Regions from separate parts of the Homo sapiens genome. Here all the other regions are linked to region 1. Evidence: chromatin loops called from intact Hi-C (ENCODE). Cell type or tissue: gastrocnemius medialis. All regions are shown on one strand.

Evidence for each region. A loop is a pair of places that touch in the nucleus more often than their neighbours do. Peaks named below come from ENCODE experiments on the same cell type or tissue, not always from the same donor. Only the 100,000 strongest peaks of a DNase experiment are listed, where the experiment ranks them.
Region 2: it touches region 1 in a loop (2.9-fold over the local background); 2 of 110 quality-filtered maps call a loop at or near these places.
Region 3: it touches region 1 in a loop (12-fold over the local background); 11 of 110 quality-filtered maps call a loop at or near these places.

The regions. Positions count from the first base shown.
Region 1 is chr1:7,971,025-7,979,024 of GRCh38, forward strand. It overlaps PARK7 (Parkinsonism associated deglycase), which reads left to right. Exons shown (of 7, transcript NM_007262.5): 6 at 6,628-6,714. Among named protein-coding and RNA genes, the nearest start is that of PARK7, 13 kb to the left of the region's middle. In gastrocnemius medialis, CTCF peaks have their summits at 4,418 (motif pointing right) and 4,619; DNase peaks (open chromatin) are centred at 4,427 and 6,147; H3K27ac peaks cover 2,835 bases.
Region 2 is chr1:8,248,625-8,256,624 of GRCh38, forward strand. LOC105376695 (a long non-coding RNA gene) reads left to right here. Exons shown (of 3, transcript XR_946937.3): 3 at 1-383. Among named protein-coding and RNA genes, the nearest start is that of LINC03154, 6.7 kb to the right of the region's middle. In gastrocnemius medialis, no CTCF peak of the experiment used is centred here; a DNase peak (open chromatin) is centred at 3,837; H3K27ac peaks cover 1,161 bases.
Region 3 is chr1:8,844,972-8,852,971 of GRCh38, forward strand. No RefSeq gene overlaps it. Among named protein-coding and RNA genes, the nearest start is that of MIR6728, 18 kb to the right of the region's middle. In gastrocnemius medialis, CTCF peaks have their summits at 4,111 (motif pointing left) and 4,310; DNase peaks (open chromatin) are centred at 3,176 and 4,010; H3K27ac peaks cover 1,831 bases.

The DNA of each region.
Region 1 (8,000 bases):
ATGGTTTGATTCCAAATAGCTCTTCCCCTTCATAAAGCATGCAGGGCATCTGTGTTGGTGTATTTAGTTTGGGTGGCATGAAGTTGGTGTCATTTCAGAGATGAGGACAATTGTTCTGTTTTCTGCCTCTCCATGCCTTTGGTCTACATGCTGTGAAACTTAGTGTTTTCCGTGTTTGGTTGACCTCGGAGGAAAATAAGGCCCTCTGGAATTCAGTAAACAGCTTGTTACAGCAAGTCTCTGTGCCAGAAAGTCTTTGTGCCAGCACACAATCAGCAAAATCCATCAAACATCAACACAGCAGCTCTGTCCTGTGCTTGCCCTGCAAATTCAGAAGCCCCCATGGTGCTTTCCGCTGGCTTCTCGGGCGTTTCTGATTGTCTCAGTACCGAGTGATCTTGGGCACCGCATTATCTGCCACATAATTTAGAACAAGGACATTTGGTGCTTCGCAGATGTCCTCTTCTCTTTGTACCTTAGTAATATTTTATTTTCTCATAACCATTTTAAGATCCATTCTTGTTGCTTTCCTATCAGATGATGTTCTGCCATTTTGGTTTTTTCCCATGCTGTAATTTTTGCCAGCACCTTCCTTGTTGTATAGGTCTTCATTAAATATTTGTCAGGGCCGGGCGCAGTGGCTCACGCCTGTAATCCCAGCACTTTGGGAGGCTGAGGCGGGCAGATCACCTGAGGTCAGGAGTTCAAGACCAGCCTGGCCACCATGGTGAAACCCCATCTCTACTAAAAATACAGAAATTAGCCAGGCGTGGTGGCGGGCGCCTGTAATCCCAGCTACTCGGGAGGCTGAGGCAGGAGAATCGCTTGAACCCGGGAGGCGGAGGTTGCAGTGAGCCGAGATTGTGCCGTTGCACTCCAGCCTGGGGGACACGAGCGAGACTTCGTCTCAAAAAAAAAATAAAATAAAATAAAATAAATATTTGTCAGAAGAGTGAATGAATAAACGAATGAATGAGTGGATGGTTTGGTAAACATCAACATCAAAACATGTTGCTGTTGCTATTTTGTTCAATACAGTAGGCTTTTCAAAAGAAGTTATGGGCCAGAGGTCCTGGGGACTTGATACATTCGAGTATCAGTGGTTCTCAATGTTCTTTTGGTGCACTTGCAAGGTCAAAGCAGATGCTACTGAGGGGCCAGGTGTGGTGGCTCATGCCTGTAATCTCAGCATTTTGGGAGGCCAAGGCAGAAGGATCTCTTGAAAGCCAGGAGTTTGAGACTAACCTTGGCAACATAGCCAGACCCCCATCTCAACAAACAAACAAACAAAAAATTAGCCAAGCACAGTACTGCATGCATGTAGTCCCAGCTACTCAGGAGGCTGAGATGGGAGGATCGCTTGAAGGCAAGAGTTAGAGGCTGCAGTGAGCTATGATTGCACTCCAGCCTGGGCAGCAGAGTGACACCATGTCTTTCAAACAAAATGTTATTCGCCTTTTTTCTTCTCAGTCTTTCAGGAGTGACATCAGAGTAGGATGATACCATCATCTGAGAATTTATTATTGTGTTTTAAAAATTTCCCAGTTTTATTAGGTTGATGTAAAAGTAATTGTGGTTTTTGCCATTAAAAGTAATTGGCGTGGCACAGTGGCGCATGCCTGTAATCTCAGCACTTTGGGAAGCTGAGGTGGGCAGATCGTTTGAGGTCAGGAGTTCAAAACCAGCCTGGCAAACGTGGTGAAATCCCGTTTCTACTAAAAATACAAAAGTTAGCTGGGCATGGTGGTGCACGCCTGTAATCCCAGCTACTCGGGAGGCTGAGGTGGGAGGATCACTTGAGGTCAGGAGTTCGAAACCAGCCTGGCTAACATGGTGAAACCCCGTCTCTACTAAAAATACAAAAGTTAGCTGGGCAGTTAGCTGGGTATGGTGATGCATTCCTGTAATCCCAGCTATCAGGAGGCTGAGGCAGGAGAATCTATTGAACCCGGGCGGCGGAGGTTGCAGTGAGCCGCGATTACGCCACTGCACTCCAGCCTGGGTGACACAGCAAGACTGTCTCAAAAAAAAGTAATAATTTTTAATATGGCAGATGTTCATAGATATAACCCACATAAAAGCTAAAGGGATTCTAAGACCTAAATGTTTGAGAACCGTGGCATTAGGGGCTGGGAAGAACCACAGAGGTTGACCACCCTGGCAGGTCTTGTACGTGGGCTTACTACAAGAGTCACCACTAGCCTTTTGACCTGCCCTGAGGCTCAGGTAATTATCTCTGCCAAAGGGCACTGCAGTCACTGCAGCCCAAGCAGCTGCTCCCCTCTTTGGAGAGAAAGTCACAGATCCTTGAGTTTGGTTTTCTTTGGCTCTGCTGCTGTGAAGCAAGCCTCAGTCCTAGATTCTTTGACCAAAGGAAGAAAGAGTTTGGGCTGAGTTTGTTTCCTTATGATTCTGCTGAAAGTAAAAACCACATGTCAGTTTGTCCTGTGCCACAAAAGTAGCAAAATCACTTAAGGTCAGGAGTTCGAAACCAGCCTGGCCACCATGGTGAAACCCCATCTCTACTAAAAATACAGAAATTAGCCAGGCGTGGTGGCGCGTGCCTGTAATCCCAGCTGCTTGGGAGGCTGAGGCAGGAGAATCGCTTGAACCTGGGAAGTGGAGGTTGCAGTGAGCCAAGATTGCGCCATTGCACTCCAGCCTGGGCAACAAGAGTGAAACTCCGTCTCAAAAAATAAATAAAATAAAATAATAAAAATAAAAATAACAAAAATTAGCAGGGCATGGTGGCGCATGCCTGTCGTCCTAGCTACTTGGGAGGCTGAGGCAGGAGAATCGCTTGAACCCGGGAGGCGGAGATTGCAGTGAGCCGAGATCGTGCCACTGCACTCCAGCCTGAGCGACAGAGCAAGACTTCGTTTCAAAAAAAAAAAAAAAAAATCAACCACATTTGGCTTACTGTTTTGTGCTGAGGCTAGATGGAATGCCATGCTAAGAAGCATGGGCCTTATAGTACTTTAAATCAACATTAAAAAATAAACAGGCTGGCTGTGGTGGCTCATAGCTGTAATCCTAGCACTTTGGGAGACTGAGGTGGGAGGATCACTTGAACCCAGGAGTTCAAGACCAGCCTGGGCAACATAGTGAGACCCCCCCACCGACCTCTACAAAAAAATATTTTAAAAAATCAGCCTGGTGTGGTGGTGCACACTTGTAGTCCCAGCTACTCAGGAGGCTGAGGTGGGAGGATCACTTTGAGCCCAGGAATTTGAGGTTACATTGAGATGTGGTGATCACACCACTGCACTTGAGCCTAAAGGACAGAGCAAGACTTGGTCTCTTAAAAAAAAAAAGTAAAAATAGGCCAAGGGCGGTGGCTCACACCTGTAATCCCAGCACTTTGGGAGGCCGAGGCGTGCGGATCACAAGGTCAGGAGATCGAGACCATCCTGGCTAACACGGTGAAACCCTGTCTCTCCTAAAAATACAAAAAATTAGCCAGGCGTGGTGGCGGGTGCCTGTAGTCCCAGCTACTCGGGAGGCTGAGGCAGGAGAATGGTGTGAACCTGGGGGGCAGAGCTTGCAGTGAGCCGAGATTGCGCCACTGCTCTCCAGCCTGGGCGACAGAGTGAGACTCCATCTCAAAAAAAAAAAAATTATATAAAAAACAGTAAAAATAGAAAACACACTAGCAGTGTGTTTATACCATTGAATATCCTGCACCACTGTTGTGGGCACTACACCAGAAATAGGAAAAAATGTGATGATGAGCTGAGCTAATTGAGATGAGGGTTATGGGAATGGAACAGAGGAGTGATGGAAGAGATTTGGATCTTTTAAATTGGCAAACAGAAAAATAAGATTCTTTTTTTTTTTTTTTTTTGTTGAAATGGGAGCTTTGCTCTTGTTGCCCAAGCTGGAGTGCAGTGGTGCAATTTCGGCTCACTGCAACCTCCACCTCCCAGGTTCAAGCGATTCTCCTGCCTCAGGCTCCCGAGTAGCTAGAATTACAGGCACCTGCCACCATGCCCAGCTAATTTTTGTATTTTTGGTAGAGACGGGGTTTCACCATGTTAGCCAGGCTGGTCTCGAACTCCTGATCTCGTGATCCGCCCACCTTGGCCTCCCAAAGTGCTAGGATTACAGGCGTGAGCCACCGCACCCAGCCAAGATTATTCTGAAGTGTTGCAGTTAGGGATTGGAAACATTTTGAACACAAAGAATATTAGCCTAGTCCTTAATATTGAGTGAATGAGGAACGCAAATTGGAAGGGAGTCTATGTTGAGAAGAAAATTAAATGATATTTACTTTGAGTAGGGGAGGGGGAGGAAGTGTGGAGTTGGAGGAGTGGACAGTTGTCAGCTGAGATGCCCAGGTCTAGGAATGAGGCCTCTGGAAGCAAGGTCTTGGCCACCTGGAGGAGCTGGGGAGTTGGCAGAGGTGGTCATTTTGCATGTTACCACAGGGTGGTGCTGTTGGCTGCAGAAGGGGACATGGTCAGCTGCGCCCTCTGCACTGTAGTGCAGAGTACAGAGCGTTTTCATCCATCAGAATCCCAGGTCCTGGGAGAGTGAAACGTCTCTTCTCCAGTATTCCAAATAGGGTTCTGACGCCCCAGAAAGCAGTGATTATGAGCTTACCTGATAAGTATGAAAGACATCAGTAAATTCCTGAATCCAACTGTAACATAAATTTATTCACATCGTAGCAGTGATTTTATTACCACCTTGAAGGGAGCAGCCTAAAAATTCTCGTTCACCGATCACTTTCCTCACTGTGCTATCATCTATTAAAGTTTACTTTAAAATGCAAGATGATGTAGGAATTTCTTCTTAAATTCTTACCAAATAAAAATTAAAAACAATTTATAAATCCATTCAAATAAAAATTGATAATTATTCAATTCTTACGGACTTCTAAAATTTGCTACCATACATAGCTGTCTTGTGTGTAAAAATAACGTGGAGAAGAGACATTTGAGGCTTTTGATTTAAGAGCTATAAATCAGGACTTGGTCTGAAACTGACAGCTGATATTAGGCAGAAAGCTTATGTAATTAGGTAGTATTTGTGTGATCTTCCTGTTTGTAACAGCTACGGTCTGAGTAGCTTGTGGGTATATTATATAATTCCTTCCTTGGAGTCTTGTTGAAAAATGAAAGGACAGTAAGACCAAGACCTCTCAGGTTTGCTGACACTAAAAGTGTACAAACTGTGCCACAGGATCTTAGCCATCCAGGGCACCTTAAGTGTTTCCAAGATCAAGGTGCTGTTCTGAAACGTATCCTTCTAAGTGTCATGTGAGGCCTTAGAAAGAATGTTTATATGTGTGGCTTAGAGGAAAAAGGTAGAATGAATACTTTGTAAAAAGCTTTAAGATGAAATAACAATGAAAGGTATATAAAATCTTTGTTTTTAATCCTTATTTAGGACCATTACATACGCAATATGCTTGTGACCCTCCCTGAAGTTGGCCGTTTTCAGTGAATACATTTAAATAAAAATCTCAAGTTAGGACCTGCCAATTTGGAAAGACTTCATCAACTGACACTTCCATGTGGTTCTTTGCTTAAGTAGCTTTCATCACGTGATGCTAGTGCCTTTATATCTCACACTTCCAGGCACTTCACAGGCTATCTCCTTCAAGGACAGTGTGCTGTCCATTTTAATCCTACCACCTGGCATACTTGGGTGGATAGGTGGATGAACGAGTGTTAATTTCCCATTTTATTTATTTATTTTTTATTTATTTTGAGACAGAGTCTCGCTCTGTCGCCCAGGCTGGAGTGCAGTGGCACGATCTTGGCTCACTGAAAGCTCTGCCTCCCGGGTTCACCCCATTCTCCTGCCTCAGCCTCCCGAGTAGCTGGGACTACAGGCGCCCGCCACCACGCACAGCTAATTTTTTGTATTTTTAGTAGAGACAGGGTTCCAGCGTGTTAGCCAGGATGGTCTTGATCTCCTGACCTCATGATCCAGCCGCCTTGGCCTCCCAAAGTGCTGGGAATACAGGCATGAGCCACCGTGCCCGGCCTAATTTCCCATTTTCAAGTAGAAAATAAGATTACAAAAGAGCAATAAAATCCAGAAGTTCAGAGAGTACCAGTTGCCTTTAGCATGTAACTAAATCTTTCCTTTTACTAAGAGTGAGGTAAGAAGTTGAGCCCGCCCCAGTGATCCTCCCCCTCCTTTGGACTCCTGGTATATGTGGTCCCTGTTCTGGGGATGGGGAAGGTGAGAGAGGTGAGCACATTTTGTTTATCTGTGTATGCTCTGCTGGTATCAAGGTAAATCTTCTTGAGTAAATGGTTATTGAAGTATTTTGAGTTTCTGTGCTTTTGCCAGATGTGCTCAGCAAATCGTTTGTTATAAACATACTTTATCTCTCATACTAGGAAGTGTTTCATTTCAGAATCGTAGCTGTATGTTTGGTAAGAGCCTCTTGATTTTGAAGAATACTTTGCTGTTGCAGTTTTTGTTGTTGTTAGAGAAGGGGTCTGTGTTGCCCAGGCTGATGTTGAATTCCTGGGCTCAAGCAATTTTTCTACCTAGGCCTCCCCAATTGCTGGGATTACAGGCATGAGCCACTGTGCCAGGCACTATTGCGATTTTTTAAACATGGGCTTTTCTATATCTGCACTTAGATCTTTTTATTTTTATTCTTAGGTCCTACTGCTCTGTTGGCTCATGAAATAGGTTTTGGAAGTAAAGTTACAACACACCCTCTTGCTAAAGACAAAATGATGAATGGAGGTAAGTATATGCTTGTTTTTGTTTGTTTGTTTGTTTTTTGAGATGGAGTCTCGCTCCATCGCCCAGGCTGGAGTGCAGTGGCGTGATCTTGGCTTACTGCAATCCCTGCCTCCCGGGTTCAAGCGATTCTTCTCTCTCAGCCTCCTGAGTAGCTGGGATTACAGGCGCATGCCATCACACCCAGCTAATTTTTGTATTTTTAGTAGAGATGGAGTTTCACCATGTTGGTCAGGCTGGTCTCAAACTCTTTTTTTTTTTTTTTTTTTTTTTTTTTTTGAGACAGAGTCTCGCTCTGTTGCCCAGGCTGGAGTGCCATGGTGCGTTCTCTGCTCACTGCAACTTCCGCCTCCCGGGTTCAAGTGATTCTTCTGCCTCAGCCTCCTGAGTAGCTGGGATCACAGGTGTGCTCCACCACGCCTGGCTAATTTTTGTATTTTTTAGTAGAGATGGGGTTTCTCCATGTTGGTCATGCTGGTCTTGAACTTCTGACCTTGTGATCCACCCGCCTCAGCCTCTGAAAGTGCTGGGATTACAGGCATGAGCCACCGCGCCCAGTCTCGAACTCTTGACCTTGTGATCTGCCTGCCTCAGCCTCCCAGAGTGCTGGGATTACAGGTGTTAGCCACCGCGCCTGGCCCATATGCCTGTGTGTGGTTTTTTTTTTTTTTTTGAGATGGAGTCTCTCGCTCTGTTGCCCAGGCTGGAATGCAGTGGTGTGATCTCAGCTCACTGCAACCTCCGCCTCCCGGGTTCAAGGGACTCTCCTGTCTCAGCCTCCCGAGTAGCTGGGATTACAGGCATGTGCCACCACAAGTTTCTTGTAGACTGGGCACAGTGGCTTCCGCCTGTAATCCCAGTACTTTGGGAGGCTGAGGCGGGTGGATCGCTTGAGCCCCGAGTTCGAGACCAGCCTGGGCAACATGGTTAAACTCCATCTCTACTAAAAATACAAAAAACATTAGCCAGGCATGGTGATGCACACTGGTAGTTGCAGCTGCTCAGGAGGCTGAGGTGGGATGATCGCTTTAAGCCTGGGAGGTCAAAGCTATGGTGAGCTGTGATCTCGCCACTGAACTCCAGCCTGGAGGACAAAGCAAGACCCTATCAAAAAAAAAAAAAAAAAAAAGTTTCTTGTGTACCTGTAGAATTTTATCTATCACATACTCATTATCCTTTTTATTTTAACTAAAATGAGATCTACTAAATGTATTGTTCTGCAGCTTGCTTTTTTTAACTTAATGTTAATATCTTATGTTATCTTTTAACAGCACATGTAGATTTAGATT
Region 2 (8,000 bases), 280 kb after region 1:
CTGTGTCGCCCAGGCGGGAGCGCAATGGTGTGATCTCAGCTCACTGCAACCTCTGCCTCCCAGGTTCAAGCGATTCTTCTGCCTCAGCCTCCTGAGTAGCTGGGATTACAGGCATGTGCCACCATGCCCGGGTAATTTTGTATTTTTAGTAGAGGTGAGGTTTCACCATGTTGGTCAGGCTGGTCTTGAACTCCTGACCTCAGGTGGTCTGTCCGCCTCAGCCTCCCAAAGTGCTGGGATTATAGGCATGAGCCACTGCACCCAGCTTGTCATGCTCTTTTAACAGGGACCCACAGGAGAAGATACATTTACCATCAAGACTAGCCTGCATAATGAAAAAGAATGTTTTACTGAAATGCTGTTATTAAAGGGCTGCATTCCAATATTTTCTGTTTTATTCTATTTTGTTAAAAATATAAATGTTGGGGGCCGGGCCCAATATTGGGAGGCCAAGGTGGGTGGATCTCTTGAGCCCAGGAGTTTGAGACCAGCCTGGCCAACAAAACGAGGCCCCATCTCTACAAAAAATAACTTAAAAAATTAGGTGGGCATAGTGTCATGCTCTAGTAGTCCTAGCTACTCTGGAAGCTGAGGCAGGAGGATCACCTGAGTGCAGGAGTTGGAGGCTGCAGTGAGCTACGGTTGCACCACTGCGCTCCAGCCTGAGTGACAGAGGGGACTCTATCTCCAAAAAAGAAAAAAGGCCGGGTGTGGTGACTCATGCCTGTAATCCCACTATTTTGGGAGGCCTAGGTGGGTAGATCACCTAAGGTCAGGAGTTCGAGACCAGTCTGGCCAACATGGTGAAACCCCATCTCTACTAAAAATACAAAAACAAAAAAAATATCAGCCAGGTGTGGTGGTGGGCGCCTGTAGTCCCAGCTACTCGGGAGGCTGAGGCAGGAGAATCGCTTGAACCCGGGAGGCAGAGGTTGCAGGGAGCCAAGATCGCACCACTGTACTTCAGCTTGGCGACAGAGTGAGAGTCTGTCTCAAAAATAAATAAACAAATAAGAAAAAAAAGTTATTTGCAGTCCACTAAGTTGGTATGATGACCTACCATTGGGACACAATCAACAGCGTACTGGAAAGATAGTACCCTCAGTGAGTCCATTTGAAGTTCTCACCCCTCTCTGACCATCAGGCCTTCACAGGACTGTGGGGCCCCAGCCACCAAGGTCCATGGAAGCCTCATTCCTTGTGTCTAAACGTGTAAACGTTACAAATCAATGTACTACAGTAAATAAAATAAAATGTAAGGACCAATTTTGGGGCTCAGAAGCCAGTACCCCAAAATTTGGCATTTGATATGCTGAGCTGAAGAAGCCTCAAGGTCTCTCTGACCACCATCCCACCATCTCTCCCAAAGAAACCTCAGCTCTCTTATCTGCCTGAGATCCGGCCCCAGCAAGGAGAACAAGGGTTTCCTCCCCTTCCTGTAAGACCAAAAATGTAACCACACACAAACAGACCCTTTTTCAAGATAGTGACTTTCTCCAAGGATCATTTAAATTCCAAAGAGAACTATCTACAAGTGAATTTCTGTTCCCCGATCAGATCAGATCGTTCTTCCTGCAATCATTTATTGCCCCTCAATAGAATTCCTTTTCTCCCAGCTGGGCTCCCATAACCTGTTCTACCAGGATCCAATCCCCTGTTCGTTCTTTCTGTAATCTCAAGATGGTACAGAAGCTTCTGTAGCTTATTAGGAAGTTGGGTCTTCATTCTGAAGCCTCCGTGTATTGTGTTAAATAAACTTGCGTGTCTTTTCTTCCATAATCAACCTGGCTCATGCCAGTGATTTTTCAGCAAACCTTTAGGGGACCAAGGGCCTTGGTACCCACACCTACCTTGAACTTGGTGGGGCCAAGAAGTATAAATGGCGCCTTTGGCCCCTGGCCCCGCTCTCTGCTCCCCATCTTTGGCTCTGCCCCTACCGCCCAACCTGCACTTTGAGCTCTCCTCCTGCCTCTACCTACAGCTGGCTGCCTCTAGACCACCCCTCTGGCCTGGAAGGGCACAAGCCAGCCCGTCCACCCTCAGAAAGATGGCTTGAGACCATCTGGGTGGGGAATTCTGGGATCTCAGATAAAAAAAATAAAACTAGAAGTGGGGCCTGGGCTCCTTGTCCCGTGGGGAGGGGCACGGCCAGTGGAGGGCCAGAGCAAGCCCTCCTAAAGCTTGCGATGCAGGGCAGGGGCCCCACCTGGGGTGCAGGAGGTGAAACAGACATTCCTGGGAGGCACCACCATCTACCCGCCTGCCTTCTCCGCAGGTGCCTGTCCTCTTTTTTCTGTTTTTGAGACAGGGTCTCACTCTGACACCCAGGCTAGAGTGCAGTGGCACTGTTATGGTTCACTGCAGCCTCTACTTCATGGACTCAAGTGATCCTCCCATTTCAGCCTCCTGAGTAGCTGGGACTACAGGGGGCAGGTGCCACCATGGCCAGCTAATTTATTTTGTAGAGATGGGTTTCACTATGTTGCCCAGGCTGGTCTTGAACTCCTGGGCTCAAGCAATCCTCCCATCTTGGCCTCCAAAATTGCTGGGATTACCAGTCTGAGCCACTGAACCTGATTGAAAAATAGCTTTAAATAACTTAGTTTGTAACATTCATAGCCTAATTCATAATATTTAGATATAAAAGGCCAGCTCTGATATCTAAGAGGAAAGCCAAGTGGCTAGGATTCTCTTATGCATCCTTGGCACAGCTAACCTGTCCTTATCGGATGCCTTGATGGCTGAAACCCCCGGTGCCCATTTGGAGAGCGAGAGTAAATTATCTAAAAGTACGAAGAAGAAAATGAAAATAAATCACAGTGCCACCTCCCATAAATAGCTACTGCTAATACCTCAGACCATCGTTCTGGTTTTTTTCCATGTATATCTATATGCCTCTATCTATACATTCAAATAAATCATTTTGCGGAATTTAAGAGCATACTAATCGTTGCCTCTTTCACTTAAATGTGTTGTGAGCATTTCCACGTATTAAATATTTTTCTAAGCCTGAGTCATGAGTATGTTTTAAATCTCTAATAAATTTTTCCAAATTGCACACCAGAAAGAGTGTAGCGCTTTGTGTCAACACCAGCAGTCTTTGAGGACACTTGTATTTGGGCACCTCCCCAACATTGTGTATGAGCCCCTAAGAGACGGGGAGAGGGCAAGAGCACAGGTTCTGGACACCCGCATTGGCCTAAACCCCAGCTCTGCAACAAACCCCCACGTGACTTTGGGTGAGTGATTACATTTTCCAGCACAGGCATCATCCGGTGTTTTCTATAAAGGTCCAGATTAGAGTTGGTTTCACGAGCTCTCATCTCCAGCACGCACAAGGGCCCCAGGCTTCGAAGGCCCCGAGTTTGCTTTAATGCTCTGCTGTCACTGCTTTAGCATTCTTAACTAATTAATTAATTTTATTTATTTATTTTTGAGACAGAGTCTCACTCCATTGCCCAGGCTGGAGTGCAGTCACTATAACCTCTGCCTCCTGGGTTCAAGTGATTCTCCTGCCTCAGCCTCCCAAGTAGCTGGGATTACAGGTGCATGCCACCACACTCGGTTAATTTTTGTATTTTTAGCAGAGACAGTTTTCACCATGTTGGCCAGACTGGTCTCGAACACCCACCCTCAGGTGATCCGCCCACCTTGGCCTCCCAAAGTGCCGGGATTACAGGCATGAGCCACCTCGCCCGGCCACATTTTTAGTTTATAAACAACGCCCCTGCATTTTCATTTTGCACTGAGCTACTACAACTCTGTAGCCAGTTGTGGGCCAGATGGTGTCTATTTTCAGCTTTGTGGACCATAGGTCCCTGTTGCAACTACTCAAGTCTGCAGGCAGCGGGAGCAGCAGCCAGGGACAGCAGGTAATGAATGAGCATGGCAGTTCTCCAGTAACATTGCATCTGCAAACACAGCCGGCATCCCGGATTTTGCCAGTGAACCATAGTTTGCTGACTCCTGAACCAGTGCCTCAGTTTCCCCAAAGGTAAAAATAGGGAGAATAATATTGCTTATTTCATACGGCTGTTCTGAGGACCAGTCATTGAATGCAAATAAAGCACTTAAACAGTCAGCATTACATAGTGTTAGCTGTATTACTGTGTTAGTCTGTTTGCGTTGCTGTAAAGGAATACCTGAGGTTGGGAAATTTCTAAAGAAAAGAGGTTTCATTGACTCATGGTTTCTCAGGCTGTACAGGAAGCATGGTGGCCAGCATCTGCTTCTGGTGAGAGCCCCAGGAAAGCTTCCAATCATGATGGAAGGTAAAGGGGGAGTAGATGCATCACACGGCGAGAGCGAGAGAGGAGAGAGGTGCCACACTCTTTTAAACGACCAGCTCCCCTGTAAACTCAGAGGGAGAACTCGCTGATTACCGCGCCATTCATGAAAGATCCGCCCCTGTGATCCAATAGCTCCCCCCAGGCCCCACCTCCAATATTGGAGGCCGCATTTCAACATGAGATTTGGAGGAGACAAACATCCAAACCACATCAATTACTTTTTTTCTTTTTGAAGTGGAGTTTCACTCTTGTTGCCCAGGCTGGAATGCAACAATCTCAGCTCACCATAAGCTCTGCTTCCCGGGTTCAGGCGATTCTCCTTCCTCAGCCTCCAGAGTAGCTGGGATTACAGGCATGTGCTACCACACCCAGCTAATTTTGTTTGTATTTTTAGTAGAGACGGGGTTTCTCCATGTTGGCCAGGCTGGTCTTGAACTCCCGACCTCAGGTGATCCGCCCACCTCAGCCTCCCAAAGTGCTAGGATTACAGGCTTGAGCCACTGGACCCAGCCATCAATTACTTTTTTTAAAAAAGTATGCTGGGCACGGTGGCTCATGTGGTAATCCTGGCACTTTGGGAGGCCGAGGCGGGTGGATCACCTGAGGTCGGGAGTTCGAGACCAGCCTGGCCAACATGGAGAAACCCCATCTCTACTCAAAATACAAAATTAGTCGGAAGTGGTGGTGGGCACTTGTAATCTCAACTGCTCGGGAGGCTGAGGCAGGAGAATCGCCTGAACCCAGGAGGCGGAGGTTGCAGTGAGCTGAGATTGCGCCATTACATTCCAGTCTGGGCAACAAGAGCAAAACTCCATCTCAAATTAACAAATTAACATAAAGTAAAATGTACTCTTTTTAGCCATTTTTAACTGTGCAGTGCCATGGCATTAAGCACGCTCATACTGCTGTGCAACTTCTCCACTACCCAACTGCAGAGTTTTTTTGTTTTTTTGTTTGTTTTTTTTTTTAAATATATCTCGCAGAACTAAAACTCTGTATTCATTAAACACTAACTCCTCATTCTCCCTACCCCTATCCCCTGGCAGCCACCATCATCCTACTTTCTGTCTCTATGAATTTGACTGTTCTAGCCACATCATACTCATATGAGTCTAATCATGAGTGGAATCATACAGTATTTTAACTTTTTGTGACTGGCTTATTTCATTTTGCATAACATCCTCCAGGTTCATCCATGTTGTAGCACGTGTCAGATTTCCCTTCCTTTTTTTTTTTTTTTGAGATGGAGTCTCACTCTGTTGCCTAGGCTGGAGTGCAATGGTGCGATCTTGGCTCACTGCAACCACCACCTCCCAGGTTCAAGCGATTCTCCTGCCTCAGCCTCCCGAGTAGGTGGGATTACAGACGTGCATCACCACACCCGGCTAATTTTTGTATTTTTAGTAGAGATGGGGTTTCACCATGTTGGCCAGGCTTTTCTCGAACTCCTGACCTGAGGTGATCCGCCCACCTTGGCCTCCCAATTTAAGACTTTTTGTCCATTTTTGATTTGGGTTGTTTGCGAGTTTTTTACTTAGTTTCAATTAAGAGTTTTCTATGTATTCTAGACATTAATCCCTTATCAGGTATGTGATTTGGAAATATTTTCTCCCATTTCCAACCCTATGGGTTGCCAAATACTTTCAGCCCCACGGACTGCCTTTTTACCCTGTTGGTAGTATTCTTTTTTCTTTTCTTTTTTTTTTTTTTTTGAGATGGAGTTTCGCTCTTGTTGCCCAGGCTGGAGTGGAATGGTGCCATCTCGGCTCACTGCAACCTCCACCTCCCAGGTTCAAGCGATTCTCCTGCCTCAGCCTCCCGTGTAGCTGGGATTACAGGTGCATGCCACCACGCCTGGCTAACTTTTGTATTTTTAGTGGAGACGGGGCTTCACCATGTTGCCCAGGCTGGTCTCCAACTCCTGATCTCAGGTGATCCACCCATCTTGGCCTCCCAAAGTGCTGGGATTACATTACAGGCATGAGCCACCACACCCGGTCGATTACTATAGCTTTGTAGTAAGTTTTAAAATCAACTATATTCTTCTGTTTCAAGACTGATTTTGCTGTGAGGGTTCCCTGATATATATATATATATATATTTTTTTTGAGACGGAGTCTCGCTCTGTTGCCCAGGCTGGAGTGCAGTGGCACAATCTCGGCTCACTGCAAGCTCAGCCTCCCGGGTTCACGCCATTCTCCTGCCTCAGCCTCCCGAGTAGCTGGGACTACAGTCGCCCGCCACCACTCCTGGCTAATTTCTTGTATTTTTAGTAGAGAAGGGGTTTCACCGTGTTAGCCAGGATGGTCTCGATTTCCTGACCTGGTGATCCGCCTGCCTCGGCCTCCCAAAGTGCTGGGATTACAGGTGTGAGCCACCTCGCCCGGCCAGGGTTCCCTGATATTCTGTATGAATTTTAGGATGGATTTTTTTGTTTCTGTAAAGAAAATTGTTGGGATCTTCTTTCTTTCTTTCTTTCTTTCTTTCTTTCTTTCTTTCTTTCTTTCTTTCTTTCTTTCTTTCTCTGTCTCTCTCTCTCTCTCTCTCTCCCTCCCTCCCTCCCTCTCTCTCTCTCTCTCTTTCTTTCTTTTTTGAGATGGAGTTTCGCTCTTGTTGCCCAGGCTGGAGTGCAATCTCAGCTCACTGCAACCTCCGCCTCCCAGATCCAAGCAATTCTCCTGCCTCAGCCTCCGGAGTAGCTGGGATTACACGCATGTGCCACCACACCCGGCTAATTTTGTATTTTTTTTTTTTTAGTAGAGACAGAGTTTCTCCAGATTGATCAGGCTGGTCTTGAACTCCTGACCTCAGGTGATCCGCCCACCTTGGCCTCCCAAACTGCTGGGATTACAGGAGTGAGCCACTGCGCCCGGCCCATTGTTGGAATTTTTACAGGGATTGCATTGAATCCGTAGATGCTACCATCACTTTTTTTTTTTTTTGAGACTTTTGTATTGCTTTGTCACCCAAGCTGGAGTGCAGTCATACAATCAAGGCTCATTGCAGCCTTGACCTCCTGGGCTCAAGGGAGCCTCCCACCTCAGTCTGCCAAAGTGCTGGGATTACAGGTATGAGGCACAGTGCCCGGCCTCCTATTACCTTTTTAAAGTTTAACAAATTAGTATATTGAAGAGGTATTTTGTTATAGTTAGTTTACATTTTTGTTCCTAATAAGGTTGATTAGCTATTTGTAAATCTTTCTGAATGTTTGCAATCTTTTGTCTGTTGAAATTAAAAAAAAATTTCTACTGGTGTTTTAATATCACATATATAAAGGATATTGAGAATATCAACATTTCTTTTGTCACATAAAATCTCCAAATATTCCTTGGGCCCCTCTTTGGGCACTGTGTAGAATGTTGGCTGAAGTAGGGAGGAAAAAGCCATAATCCCTGTCCTTGTGGGGTAGGAAGGTTGATCAGCAATATTGAAATAATTACCCAAATATGTCATTACAGATGGGAATAAGTGACGTAAAGGCAAGAACGAAAGTACAATGAAGGGGACCTGATCTAGCTGTGGGCTCAGAGAAGGCTGAGATGCTAAGATGAGTTGCAAATAACTATAGATGGTGTGGAGGGGTGAAATCGGAGTTGAAGAGCCTTCCTGGCAAAGATGTGAGCACGTGCAAAGGTCCTGAGGTCTGAAGGAGCTGGATGTGTCCAAGGACATGAAAACAGGCGGTTTGACCTGAAATGTGAAGAATGAGAA
Region 3 (8,000 bases), 870 kb after region 1:
TGCCCTTGAACTGGTGCTGCTCCTCCTAGGAGCTCCACGTCCCCCTTCCCTTTGCTGAGAGCTCTGAAGGAGAGGTAAGGAAAGTGAATCCCAAAAGGTTTACCTTTGCCAAAATAATTGTTTGCCAGGAACAGCCTCTGTTTCTAAGGGCCAAGGCAATTGAGTTCTTAATAAGTCACCTTGTAATCTACTCTAACGAAACCTCCAGATACAGTAGGAACCCCAGGACACCTCCAGCCTCTCCTGTTTTTACAAAGAAAGGAACCATTAAGACTGAACCAAGTTGTGTTTCCAGCTGAGGCTCAGAGAAGTTAAGTGACCTGGCCAAAGCCACACAGCCAGCGGTGGCAGGAATCAGTGCTCTGAGAGAGTGAGCATTGATGTTTTTGCTCATCATGCATTCACCCTTTCTCTAGTCACAGCGCCCCATTCTTCTGGTGGGAAACACCCCCCTCCCAGTCTCAGTCCATTCTGTTGGGCGAGGCTGAGCTATCTCCAGAATCTAAGGGTGACCATGTGACCCAGGCCTAATCAATCAGTGATTCCATCTCCCTTGGCGATAGTGATTGGTTCAAGGATACACATGTAACCCATTTTGAGCCAATGAGAGTCAGGCTTAGGGTTTTTGCTGAAACAATTGAGAGAAAGAAGCTAGGGGTGCTGAGCTGAACCTACAGAGGTGCTGGGGCCACCAAGCGGAGAGATGGATTGAGGCTGAGTCCTGATGTCATCGTCTCAGTCTCTGGACCCAGCCGTGCCTGAAGCCACGTCCTTTTTGGTTTAAACTTCCTTGAATTGGTCACTGCTGTAGGTTCAGCAGATGAAAGATGCTGAACCAACTGGACCCCAAACCCACGCCCTCTTCCGACACTGCGCCGCCATCAGCCCAGATCCACCAACCTGGCTCCCCCCGGGGAGCAGACGAGGTCCACCAACCCAGGTCCCCCCGGGGAGCAGACGAGCACGTGGGCACGGCTTTGCTGTTGTTTTCGCCTTTGGATCAAACTAGCCCCAGGGACTTGGGAAGCATAGCAGAGCCCAGGAAGCTCTCTGCACCTTTCCCTCTGCGTCCTTCCCAGTCACCTGCTGTATCTTCCCTCCTTTCCAGGAAGGAGGCAATTAGAGACAAGTGAAATGTAAGCTTCCATCCACCATCTCAAAGGAGGCAGAAACATGGCTTGGAACCCAAACGTAACACTTCACAGGCTTTGTATCTGGCACACTTTTGTTATTCTTGTCATCCTAGGGATGTTTTCTTATGGTGTCCAGGAAAAAAAAAGAAAGAAAGAAAGCCCTTATGAAGAAAAGAGAACCAAAGTGGGGAGCCTGCTTATGCCAGCATCTACATAGATTTCCAGCATCACTGCTGGTTTGATAAATGCAGCTCCTCTGCCCCTGGCTCGTGTGTGACCATGTTTTTGGCAAGAGCTACATCCCAAGGTCTCAAGTGCTGTCTGACGACACATCACTGTGTATAGTTCCTGAGGGACTTTGCTCTCCGAACCTCGTGTGACAATAACCCTGAGGAGCCCCAGTCCCCACCCTGCCATGTGAGTGGGACTTAGGTACAGGCAAGATTTAATAAGTAGGCTGTCACTGCTATTTTGCAGGGATCAGTTAGGACAAAGGACACCCAGGCAGGCCAGGGCATACTTTTTGGGGGACTCACACATTTGAGGTCAGCAGTGAATTTCTAAGTCTCTATACTTTTTTTTTTTTTTGAGATGGAGTCTTGCTTTGTCACCCAGGCTGGAGTGCAGTGGCACGATCTCAACTCACTGCAACCTCCACCTCCCGGGTTCAAGTGATTCTCCTGCCTCAGCTTCCCAAGCAGCTGGAACTACAAGCGCCCGCCACCACATCCGGGTAATTTTTTTTTTCTTTGCAGACAAAGTCTCACTCTTTTGCCCAGGCTGGAGTGCTGTGGTGTCATCTCGGTTCACTGCAACCTCCGCCTCCTGGGTTCAAGTGATTCTCATGTCTCAGCCTCCTGAATAGCTGAAATCATAGGTGCCTGCCACCACGCCCAGCTAATTTTTTTGTATTTTTAGTAGAGATGGGGTTTCACCATGTTGGCCAGGCTGGTCTCGAACTCCTGACCTCAAGTGATCCGCCCAACTCAGCCTCCCAAAGAGCTGGGATTATAGACGTGAGCCACTGTGTCTAGCCTTCATTTTGTTGTTGTTGTTGTTGTTTAGTTGAGACAGGGTTTCATCATGTTGGCCAGGCTGGTCTCAAACTCCTGACCTCAAATGAGCCTTGGCCTCCCAAAGTGCTAGGATTACAGATGTGAGCCACCGTGCCCGGCCCTAGGTCTCTATACTTCCAGGTCATTTGAATTGGGGTGACATTAGTGTGGAGACATCATCTCTGTTTATTGGTGAAGTAAGCTGAGAGTGGCCTTCTTTCAGGAGGAGGGGGCCACCGCCTACTGTGAGAGACCCCCAACACATAGCTTCCCCTTAGGGCAGAGTAGGATTGGTCAAGCCTTTGTTTTTTCAGCAATTGTCCCTGTTTCTACTCTGGAAGTCATATTTCTCTAGTATGAGGCATTATTTCTGCAGTGTCTAGGCCTTAGGAAGGTGTTGGCTAGAGACTTACAAGGGTCTTTTAACACTGCAGGCTCTTTATGCCAAATACTGCAGCCCATTTCCTATGGAGGTTGGCTGGCTGGCTGGCTGGCTTTGATGTTGGTGGATGAGATGAGGCCCAACATTCCATAAAAACAGGGAAAAAGTGTGACCAAGATGACCAAGAGGAGAGACCCAAGGATCTGATCACTCCCGACCCCGCCTCGGGCTGCCCTTCCCCAGACCAGGCACCCAGGGCCCCTGCCTTGTGTGGAGTCACTGATTCTCCCCGAATGGCCCTAGAGCACTCCCTCAAACAGGTGCTGTCACTTGGAATGACAGAAATCAGTGCAGGACACCTGTGGAAATTCTCCCCTGAAGTTGCAGCCTGACCACAGATGCCCTCCATATGAGCACTTGGCATAGAACCCACTGGTTCCCTTTAAAGCAGGTGCACGTGAACTTGGGTACTCACCCTGTGGCTGCCTCTGCCATGCTCATTTCCAAAGTGGTCCCCGGGGCTGGTCCCAGGAAGTATTGTTCCCGGCCCTGGTTTGCTGGTTTTTCTGGCTTGTGGCTGGCCATGCCACACACAGCTGCACCTGCTCTGCGGCTTTGCTTCCCAGTGAGGCGGAGGCAGGTACTAGGTCTCACTGCTGAAGATCAGAGTTCAGTGCTAGGGCAGCCAGAGAGGGAGGGGAGCTGTGGCCAAGCAGAGAGGCAGGGAGGCACAGCAGCTGCTCTTCCCACAGCTGTTTCCTCCTCTGTCCTTTCATCCACTGAAAGCCTGAACAAAAGACCTCAACACACAAGAAATGTGAGGGAAGGAGATGTTACCCAAAAGGTTCAGAAATCAAAGTGGGAGGCCGGGCGCAGTGGCTCATGCCTGTAATCCCAGCACTTTGGGAGGCCAAGGCGAGTGGATCACCTGAAGTCAGGAGTTCGAGACCAGCCTGGCCAACATGGTGAAACCCCGTCTCTACTAAAAATACAAAAATTAGCTGGGCATGATGGCAGGCACCTGTAATCCCAGCTACTCGGGAGGCTGAGGCAGGAGAATCACTTGAATCCAGGATGTAAAGGTTGCAGTGTGCTGAGATCACGCCACTGCACTCCAGCCTGGGCGACAAAGCTAGACTCTGTCTCAACGACGACAACAAAAAAGAAATCAAAATGGGCCAAGGAAGAAGTCTCGCTTTGACCAGGTCCCATGGCCTCTGCTGTGCCTCGTCCCAGCATCTGCGGTGACACAGGAGAGAGTGTTGACAAGGATGTGCTGTCCGGGAATCTCCCTTTATCCAGTGACAGCTCCATTCATCTCACCGAGCTTTGCCCAGAGCTCTGGGCTGGCTTCACTCTGGCTCTGAGTCCCTGTGAGCCACAGGGTACAGTCCACTTGCAACAGTAAACCTGCGCCAGCCAGCTGGGGCTGGAGAGAAGGAAGGGCTGGGATGGCAGCCAGCCCAGCCAGGCAGCGTGCAGAGCCAGCAGCTAGGGGAGGCCACGGAGGCCCAGGGTCTTGGGGCAGCCCCACTGCGCCCCCTGGCGGCTGAAGGAAGCTCCTGGGCGCGTCTGGACCTGGACCACCAGCTGACCTTCTGCACAGTTAAAGAGTAGCTGTGACCTGGCTTTCATATGCAGAAATAAATAAATAAATAAATAAATAAATAGAGTAGCCAGGAGGAGTAGCCAGGATGAGGGCCCTGACCAGGGCTCCTTACATATTGTGTCTCACCGCACCCCTAGCAGGCGGATGCAGGGGCGCCCTGCTCTCATGGCAGGGAAAGCTGAGCTGCACCTGCAGAAGGTTGGGGGAAGGATTAACCCCCTCCAACCCCCCCCGGTACAGAAGAGCTCCTCTCCAGCCCCGTGGCCCTCAGCCCTCAGGCATTGTATGTTCTGGCCAGGAGTCCTGGTTGTACACTGGCCGACCTAGAGCTTCAATTTTCCCAGTCCTAGCCTAGCCTGGTGTAAGCTCAGTGAAGGCAGCAGTTTTAACAGTGCTAACTGCACAGCGGCGCTCTTTCTTAATAATAACAAGAAGGACAGCTGGGGGTGGGTGTGTACTGGGAGTGGCCACGACCTCTGAGCACACTGTCTGAAAACACCACATTTTCAACAGTGTTTTTGGTTGTTTCGCTTTTTTTTGAGACAGAGTCTCACTCTGTCACCCAGGCTGGAGTGCAATGGAGTGCAATGGTGCGATCTCTGCTCGCTGCAACCGCTGCTTCCCGGGTTCAGGTGATTCTCGTGCCTCAGACTCCTAAGTAGCTGGGGATTACAGGTGTGCGCCACCACACCCAGCTAATTTTTGTATTTTTAGTAGAGACGGGGTTTCACCATGTTGGCCAGGCTGGTTTCAAACTTCTGACCTCAGGTGACCCGCCCACCTCAGCCTCCCAAAGTGCTGGGATTACAGGCGTGAGCCACTGTGCCCGTCCTTCAGCAGTTTTTAAGGTGATCTGTTGGCAGTTAAGACTTAGACTTTTTTTTTTAAAGACGCTTTAAAAAAAAAAAAGACACCTTTTCAACAAACGGTACTGGGACAACTGGATATCCACATGCAACCTTATATAAAAATGAACTCAAATGGCTCATAGACCTAAATGAAAGACCTAAAACTATTAGACTCTTAGAAGGAATTAACAGGTGCAAATCTTTTGGAGCTTGGATTAGGCAATGGTTTCTTAAATACAATACCAAAAGCACAGCAGCAACAACAAAATAGACAAAGTGGACCTCATCAGAAGTAAACACTCTTGTGCATCAAAGGACACTATTGGCTGGGCATGGTGGCTCACGCCTGTAATCCTAGCACCTTGGGAGGCCAAGGCAGGAGGATGGCTTGCGCTCAAGCTGGGCTCAAGACCAGCCTGGGCAACATAGTGAGACCTCATCTCTACAAAAAAATTTTGAAAAATTAGCTGGATGTGGTGGCGTGCATCTCTAGTCCCAGCTACTTGGGGGGCTGAGTGAGGGGATCACTTGAGCCCAGGAGTTTGAGGTTGCAGTGAGCTATGACTGTTCCACTGTACTCCAGCCTGGGTGACAAAGCAAGAACCTGGCTCAAAAAAATAAATAAATAAAAGTAAATAAAAAGTTATATAAGGCACTATCAAGAAAGTGAAAAGACAACCTACAGAATGGGAGAAAATGTTTGTAAATCATGTAACTATCAGTTCTATCAGAATTCTACAACTCAACAAAAAAACACAAGCAACTCAATTCAAAAATGGGCAAAGGGCTGGGTGCGGTGGCTCATGCCTATAACCCCAGTAGTTTGGGAGGCCAAGGTGGGCAGATCACCTGAGGTCAGGAGTTCTTGACCAGCCTAGACAACATAGTGAAAGCCCATCTCTACTAAAAATACAAAAAATTAGCTGGGCGTGGTGGTGGGTGCCTGTAATCCCAGCTACTCGGGAGGCTGAGGCAGGAGAATTGCTTGAGCCCAGGAGGTGGAGGTTGCAGTGAGCCGAGATCGTGCCACTGCGCTCCAGCCTGGGTGACAGAGTAAGAATCTGTCTCAAAAAAAAAAAAAAAAAAAAAGCGAAGGAGGATTGCTTGAACCTAGGAATTTGAGACCAGCCTGGGCAACATTGTGAGACCCTCGACTCCACAAAAAAAAAAAAAAAAAAAAAAAAAATTAGCTGAGTGTAGTGGTACATGCCTGTAGTCCCAGCTACTTGGGAGGCTGAGGTGGGAGATCAAGGCTGCAGTGAGCTACAAGTGCGCCACCGCACTCCAGCCTGGGCAACAGAGTGAGACCCTGTCTCAAAAAAAAAAAAAAAGTACTTGAATAGTCATATCTCCAAGATTACAAGTTGATGGCCAGACACAGTGGCTCGCACTTTGGGAGACTGAGATTGGAGGATTGCTTGAGCTCAGGAGTTTGAGACCAGCCTGGGCAACATGGCAAAACCCCGTCTCTACCAAAAAATACAAAAAAATTAGTTGGGCATGGTGGCGCTCACCTGGAGTCTCAGTTACTTGAGGGGCTGAGGCGGGAGGATTGCTTGAGCCCAGGAAGTCAAGGCTTTGGTGAGCCCTGATCAAGCCACTGCACTCCAGCCTGGGTGACAGAGAGAAACTCTGTCTCAGAAACAAGAGCAACAAAAACAAATTGACAGTAAGCACATGAAAAGATGTTCAACATCATTAGCCATTCGAGAAATGTAAATCAAACCCACAATGAGATACCCCTTCACAACCATTAGGATGGAATTTAAAAACACAAAAAACGGCTGGGCGCAGTGGCTCATGCCTGTAATCCCAGCACTTTGGGAGGCCAAGGCAGGCGGATCACCTGAGGTCAGGAGTTCAAGAACAGCCTGGCCAACATGGTGAAACCCAGTCTTTACTAAAAATACAAAAATTAGCTGGGCATGGTGGCACACGCCTGTACTCCCAGCTACTCGGGAGGCTGAGGCAGGAGAATTGATTGATCCCAGGAGGCGGAGATTGCAGTGAGCCGAGATCGCGTCACTGCACTCCAGCCTGGGTGACAGCGCAAGACTCTGTCTAAAAAAAACAAAAAACAAAAAACCCAGAAAATAACCATTGTTGGTGAGGATGTGGAAACTCGGACTCCTTGAACCCTGCTGGTGGAAAAGTAACATGGTACAGCCATTGTGGAAAACAGTTCAGCAGCTTCTCAAAAACTGAAACATAGAGTTGCCATATACCCAGCAATTCCACACCCAGGTGTAGACCCGTAAGAACTGAAACCATAAGTTCACACAGAAATTTATACACAAATGTTCAGAGGAGCCTTATTCATAACAGCCCTCAAATGAAAACAACACAGATGTCCATAAAACTGAATGGGGGCAATGCACCCGTAATCCCACCTACTCTGGAGGCTGAGGCCTGAGGATGCCTTTAGCCCAGGAATTCGAGGCTGCAGTGAGCTATGATTATCACTGCACTCCAGCCTGGGTGACAGAGTGAAACTCCATCTCAAAAAAAAAGACAGATCATGCCATCTCAAAAAGAAAGAAAGAAAGAAAGAAAGAAAGAAAGAAAGAAAGAAAACCACAAAACTTCTCTCATTTCTTTCTTTTTTTTAATTTTCTTTTTTATTTTTGAGGCAGAGTCTCTGTCACCCAGGCTGGATTTCAGTGGTAAGCATAGCTCTCTGCAGCCTCGAACTCCTGGGCTCAAGGCATCCTCCAGCCTCAGCCTCCTAAAGTGTTGGGATTACAGGCGTGAGCCATCATGCCTGGCCTCCTCTTCATCCTGAGCACCAAAACGTCAGAACTCAGAGGTCTTGCCGGTAGGTTGCTGTGTGCCTTATGTGAGGGACATTAAAACCACATGGTGTGGACCATGGGGCTTATTCATGCCTGGGGCACCTGCTGTGTACCAGGCACCTTTCTTCCTGCAGGATTCACTACAGTCAGCAAAATAAAGTCTAATGGAGCTTACAGTGTA